Regions from separate parts of the Homo sapiens genome. Here region 2 is linked to region 1. A link is a contact called in ENCODE Hi-C or POLR2A ChIA-PET data. All regions are on one chromosome and are shown on one strand. The core of a region is the stretch at or near the end of the contact, and the rest is flanking DNA. Distances in the headings are between cores, read along the strand shown. Region 1 holds the start of SPAG6 (sperm associated antigen 6). Region 2 overlaps LOC107984215 (a long non-coding RNA gene).

Region 1 (3,343 bases), core at 57-2,556:
GAGCTGCAGAAGCAGAAGACATGTACCTGCCCTTCGGGGGTATTAGGGACCCGACTAAACACACTTATTCTTCTCTCTGATTGCTGGACCATTCCCCAACTATTTGGAGCTCCACAAAGTATCAGGACTTCATCAAGAGCTCAGTGAAGGGTGAGATCTCAAAGATAAATATAGAGGACTCATTCCAAATATAGAACCAGTTAAGTTTGCATGCTCCCTTCTGTTGAAGAAATATCAAGGGGTTTCCTGTCTTGGCACTACTTAGCAGCAGCTGCGGCTATGTATCCACTTGACATCTGGTGAAATTGTAGTTTTTGATGGAGGAACATTTAAAGTTGACAACTGTCATTGAAACAACTGGTATATAGTTTTCAAAGACAAGCTAGAAACCAGTAATAGACTAAGTACTTCAATTTTGTTAAAAGAAACTGGGTAAAGGGTTCAAGTTATATAAGATAGGGAAGTCTGGTTTTCCAGGTAAAGGTTCTCTCTCTTTTTCTGTTGGAGATGTCATTCATCAACATAACGAAGCCTAAATTTAAAAGACTAAGACAAAATATTTACAAATCACATAAAAGTGAGGAAACAGCAAAATTAGTAGTCATTAGGAGAAAGCCAGGGAAGACAGGACATTCATCACATCCTTTCCTCATCTGCTTTCCTCACTGAGTCTCTGAGTGCTCATTAAATGCTTTCAATACAGTGTAATTAAGTGTGTGAACATGGTTGTCATGCTCCTCCAGGAATCTTGAAACCAGGAATGCCAGGTATATAACAGCGGGTTACAAAAGAAAACACGGATTCCTAAATCAGTGTTTTACTGTCAGTGCAGTGTTAAATGTCAATGCAACACTTAAGTTGCATTGACATTCATGTGTTGATCGGATTGTACAATGTGACGTGTGAGATTTCTCGGGACCGTCGAAGCTCAGACAACTCCAGGGCTGCAATTTACTCGTCTGGCTGCCCTCGAACCAGGCTCCCTTGGCGCGTGGGGCTCTCCCGGCGCTTGGTCCCGACCCGCGCCGCAGTCAGGATACCACGGCAATCTGGGGTCGCTTTGTAAGGAGCTCCGACCTCCGGGCAGTGCAGGGATACTCGACGGCGCGCGATGTCCCGGCGGCTCCGCGAGCCTGGCGCGCTGAGAGCCCCAGCAGTCCGAGTCCTCGAGCTCGGGCGTCTTCGCGCCGCCGCCCCGCTCAGTGCGCCCAGGCACCGCGGCCGTGACGTCACGCCCGGGACTGGCCGTTGCAGCAAGACGGCCGCGTTCCGGTTCCGGTAGGTTGCCCGGGAGACGCGGGTACACAGAGAAGCGGCTCCCGTCGGAGGCCGAGTCGTCGCCACGATCGCCCCCTTGGTGGACTCGCAGGCCGAGCGGCTTCCCCGCAGAGCTCGAGGAGGGCAGACGGCGGCGGGGGCGCCATGAGTCAGAGGCAGGTGCTGCAAGGTAGGGCCGAGGCGGGCAGGTGCCCTAACTAGCTGGCGCCGAGGAGACCCGGGTGCGGTGGGCTCCACCGACTCTCTCTCCCGCAGTGTTCGAGCAATACCAGAAGGCCAGGACCCAGTTCGTGCAGATGGTGGCGGAGCTGGCGACTAGACCCCAAAACATCGAGACGCTGCAGAACGCGGGTGAGCCCGGAGCCCGAACCCCCGTCGCCCCCCGCGCACTGAGTCCCCGACGCCTCCGCCCCGCTGCCCTGCCCGTGGAGCTCTTGGGGAGCCGCAGTGTGGGGACCGGAGTTCGCAAAAGCATCCATTCTTTTCAGCGGGTCTTTGGGGGTCAGGCCGAGAGGGTGAAGCTTCCAGATGGTTGTGGGAGGTGCGCGTTGTCCCTGTTTCCATCTTCATTGCACACAGGCAAGTGTCAGGTTGAAAGTCGAGGCCCTAGGAATTGCCTGGAGTCATTTTACGTGAATGGGACTCTACCCTAATGAGACCCATTTTATCCAAGTGCCATTTTGCATGCCACCCTGCCTTTGATCACCTTCGACTTCCTCACAGCAAAGCAATTCCAGTGGTTTAGACGTGATTTCTCGTCTTGCTTTAGTGAAAGGGGAATGATATGCTTGAATCTTTTCCAAGAAATTCCAAGTAGGTAGAGACCAGACTTTGCGAAATCCTTATGGCGCGTTCCTTCTACTCCTCAGTCCGGACTCTTGCAGATGTGAGAGGGGGAGAGAGGGGGAGAGGGAGGGAGAGAGATCTTCTTATCTCATAACATAAACTGATAAGAGAAAATGGTTCTTCTTCTTCTTCTTCTTCTTCTTCTTCTTCTTCTTCTTCTTCTTCTTCTTCTTCTTCTTCTTCTTTCTTCTTCTTCTTCCTCTTCTTCTTCTTCTTTTCTTCTTTCTTCTTTCTTCTTCTTTTTTTTTGGATGATTCTACCACCATCTGAACTGTAAGGTAGCATTTTATCACTACTGTGTCATGAGAAATCTTCAGTTTATAGGATGTGATCTTTAAAACTAACACATAATTTAAACAATTAACATGTTGACAGCAAGAATACTTAAGTGTAATGATTACTCTGGGTTTCTTTGAGGGGAATTACTACTGCACCTATGTGATACTTCGTTTTGTCACTAGGATTTTTGGCATTTATTCCTTGTGTGTTTTTATTGGGGGGCATGTATTTACAATAAAGTATATTTTATAATCTTCTAAACGCATTTTAGTTTGAAATAATTGTAGATTCACAACTGTAAGGGATAATACAGAGAGATCCCGTGTACCCTTTTCTCAGTTTCCCCAATGGTAACATTTTTCAAAACTGTAGTGCAATATCACAAGGAGGACATTGACATTGATAAAAATTCGTTGATCTTATATAGGTTTCCTCCTTTTAATTGTTCGTGTGTGTGTGTGTTTTGTCCTATAGAATTTTATTCCGTGCGTATCCACCACCAGCACAGTCAAGATACAGAACACTTTCATTGTCACAAGGATCCTCTCTCTTGCCCTTTTATAGCCACACACACCTCCTGCTATCCCTAACCCTGGACAACCACTAATCTCTTCTCCATTTCTAAAATTTTGTCATTTCAGAATTGATAATCCTTTGTTCTATAGTTGTTTTATATGGGTTGATTTTCTGTATTCTGTGTGTGTGTATGCACCCGTACTCCTCCAAGTACCCAGAACAATACTGGGCACACAGTATTTCATATACACAGACTAACACAGACTAAGGTATTAGAACATGTTACATTTTAGAAGTGTATTTAAAAGTAATTTTAAAGTGTAAACTTTTAAAGTTTTTTCTCTCAGTCCCTCTCAATGACCTTTGTGAATGGACATTTACTACTTAACAAAGATTTAGTTTCTGGACAATATGAATATAGCCA
Region 2 (3,279 bases), core at 550-3,049, 720 kb after region 1:
TCCATCAACACCTCCTTTTGCCTGGAAAACAAGTTCCGAGGAAACAATTGGCAAGTGTGTCCAAGCACAATGTCTGCCGCATGGTAGGTGTTTAATAAATACTCATGAGAGGATGCTTGGCTGGGAGGATAAAATATATAGAAGTCGAAAGGTCATTTTGTTGGATGAAAGGTCGTTTTCTTGGATGAAGCTATTTCTGGAGAAGCTAATCAGTCCAGGGATCCTGCCATCCTCAGCCGAGCCCCGGGGCCAGGCGAGACAGGTGGGCTGTCCCTGGAAGGTTCTGCTGTCGCTACCCCGATCCGGGCTGGACAATGGGGTACCCCTTTTCTTTCCCAGAGTGTCTGATCTGCTCTGAGAGCATGTCCAGCTGCAACCAAGAAATTGGAAGGCTTCAGCACATGAAAGGTGAACTTTCCAAAAGCCTTGGCTTCTTTCTCAACCGCGCAGGAAGAGGTTTATGTTTGGGATATTGGATAGCAGTTCGGGCCCGGTTAACACAGCTCTCCCACCACAAATCACCCCACTGCATTCTCAGATGACACTGGCCATATAAGCGCCGCTGCGTTTGCAAGACAGTCTTTTGCTGAAATGTAAAACGAGGCTGGGGAACTGGATATAAGACATTGGCATGAGGATCTGGAACTGATCTGAGACCTACTTGGAATCCTGCTTTTGTTCTGCCTGCGTGAAAACATAATTTTGATTATATGGCATATGGATAATACCACACGGGCCCTAACTACCATTCCTGTCCAACTTCAACCAGTCTGCAAAAAGTTGCTGACAGCCAACAGCTGAAGGAAGATCTTTCCACTGGTTGCAGAGAGCAGGTGTTTGTATGGTGAGGTCTTAGATGGGGTAGGACACGTTATGCTGTCTTTGTAAACTAAAACCTTGCATTTGTCACCATGTAGAGAAAACAACATTAAAAGAAATGAGTTTCTAAGAAAGAACAAACCATTCTCTGGAATTGGGTGGAACTTTTTTTGGGGGGGTAGGATCTTGCTGTGTCACACAGGCTGGAGTGCAGTGGTGCAATCTTGCTCACTGCAACCTCTGCCTCCCAGGTTCAAGCAATTCTCCTACCTCAGCCTCCTGAGTAGCTGGGATTACAGGTGCACACCACCACATCTGGCTAATTTTTTGTTTTTGTTTTTGTTTGTTTGTTTTTTAGTAGAGACGGGGTTTCACCATGTTGCGTAGGCTGGTCTTGAACTCCTGACCTCAAGTGATCCACCTGCCTCAGCCTCCCAAAGTGCTGGGATTGCAAGTGTGAGCCACCATGCCCGGTCTGGTTGAAATTTCTTGAGTATTCACCACCATATCCAGCAAAGGAAAGGAAAAATTTCGGCTTGCTGCTTATCAGTTGCTATTTCTTTCTGGATAATCTCTTTCAGATAAATAACTGACGTGGCAGACTTCCTCCTTCCCTGCATGGCCTCCTACCCAATTTCTCCCCAAGATGGCATCTGGTGACTAGGGGTCTGTAGACTACCAGGCCCCACGAAGAGACCAGTGAGAGAGAACTGCTGGCATCTGGCCTTCCTTCAAGGAGGAAGGAAATACGATGTTGGTATCATAGTCCCAGCCATTTGCCTCTGTCCATAAATTCTGTGTGCTCTCCGGTTTCTCTGTTCTAACCCCAGGCTTCTGTCAGTCTGGTGACCCCCTCTCTAGGGGACACAGTAAGTTCTAGATTCCCTACAAACTCTACAAAGGATGTGAGAGCCAGGAGCAGTAACTGCCACAGGCCACTGGCCCAGACACTTCTCCCTGCCAAAGTTCTACGACAGCTCTCTGGCATGTGGAACTTGGCATGGAATGAAACGCAGGCATCACGTGGTGTCCTGGGAGGCTCAGAGCTGTTCTGCCGCAGGGAGATACAGAATGAGAAATGATTGGCCAGGAATTACCACCAGGCAGCTGATGACCCCTGAGTGGGCTTTCGCTCACCTTCCCTGAACCCCACCCCTCATACCCAGCTCTCTCTAACCCAAAGTTCAAGAGGAAATGGCCACACCCTCTCCTGGTATCAAACAGGCAGGTGCAAACTTGGAGCGCTGAGAAACACCAATTGCCCTCTGCAATTTAATGCACATTTAGCATAAAGCAGTGAAGGGCTTAGCTTTGGCTCCTGGGGCAGGAAACAAAATTTATGTAGCTAGATCATTTGCCTTTGGTGTATGCTTTATACTATTAATAAACTAGAATGGGCTCTGAGCTCTGTGCTCTCCAGTGATGTCTAGAAATATGTGGCCGAGGGTCACCGAGACCCTCTTCAGGTCCTGGTGCAGCCTTAAGATTTCCTACGATGATTTTACAGGCACTTTTAAATTGCCACAATTTAAGGTTACTATTTCAGTGTCTGGAAGGCACGATGTCTGGAATTCATAATCTTCCCAGGAAGCTGGGACAATATATAAAACAAAATTCACAGACGTTCCCTCTTAGGTGGTGGCATTTCAGGTGATTTTGTTTTTATCTTTGTGCCTTTCTATATTAAGTTTTCTGTATCAAATATTATTACACTGACATGTAGCAGAAAATGAAAACATTTTTTCTCTTGTTAATGTTTTCTTTATCTTTTTCTTTTTTTTTTTTTTTTTTGAGATAGAGTCTTGCTCTGTCGCCCAGGCTAGTGTGCGGTGGTGTGATCTCGGCTCACTGCAACCTCCGTCTCCCCGGTTCATGCGATTCTCCTGCCTCAGCCTGCCGAGTAGCTGGGATTACAGGCGCCCGCCACCATGCCCGGCTAAATTTTGTATTTTTAGTAGAGACAGGGTTTCACCGTGTTAGCCAGGCTGGTCTGGAACTCCTGACCTCGTGATCCACCCACCTAGGCCTCCCAAAATGCCGGGATTATAGGCGTGAGTCACTGTGCCTGGCCGACAATGTTTTCATAAAGATGTTGTTTATGTTTACATGGAGTGGGTTTATTATTATTGTTTCAAATGAATTAATAAATATTTAAATTACTTTGCTTTAATTTATAGTGCTGTAAATAGCAACACACAAAAACTGCAGAAATGATATTCTTTAGAATCTTCAATATTTAGAGAATAAAGGGGTCTGAGACCAAAAAATTTAAGAACAGTGATATAGAGGATTCAATAGGATTTGGAGACAGAGGATCTACATTCAAGTTCTAGTTCTGTCACTTAACTGACATTAATTTCTGTTAAGTAACTTAAGTGCAGTCTCTGAAGTCAGACTGTCTGGGTCCCTCATTTTAGCCTCGCTGTTTGCTGGCAGTGTGGCTTTGGGTGAACCATTTCG

What was found. A loop is a pair of places that touch in the nucleus more often than their neighbours do. ChIA-PET counts read pairs that join two places held with the same protein, here RNA polymerase II (POLR2A). Pooled maps may share reads with other maps.
Region 2: a map of aorta shows a loop between it and region 1 (2.6-fold over the local background). The contact joins the enhancer-like site here to the promoter of SPAG6 in region 1. A Hi-C loop is called at or near these places in 2 of 168 maps with a recorded cell type or tissue (aorta and ascending aorta) and 8 of 50 pooled maps. POLR2A ChIA-PET finds 5 or more read pairs at or near these places in 2 of 52 experiments (WTC11 and naive thymus-derived CD8-positive, alpha-beta T cell).

Annotation. Positions count from the first base shown.
Region 1 is chr10:22,344,190-22,347,532 of GRCh38, forward strand. It overlaps SPAG6 (sperm associated antigen 6), which reads left to right and starts at 1,307. Exons shown (of 11, transcript NM_012443.4): 1 at 1,307-1,447; 2 at 1,534-1,629. The coding sequence starts at 1,423. RefSeq lists enhancers at 1,156-1,375, 1,336-2,152.
Region 2 is chr10:23,063,897-23,067,175 of GRCh38, forward strand. The region is part of intron 2 of LOC107984215 (a long non-coding RNA gene); the gene reads right to left. Among named protein-coding and RNA genes, the nearest start is that of MSRB2, 30 kb to the right of the region's middle. Within about 2 kb of position 1,800, at least 9 of the 41 ENCODE cell types and tissues checked have a DNase peak (open chromatin) inside an H3K27ac peak, as active enhancers do; they include ascending aorta, where a contact is called at or near this core.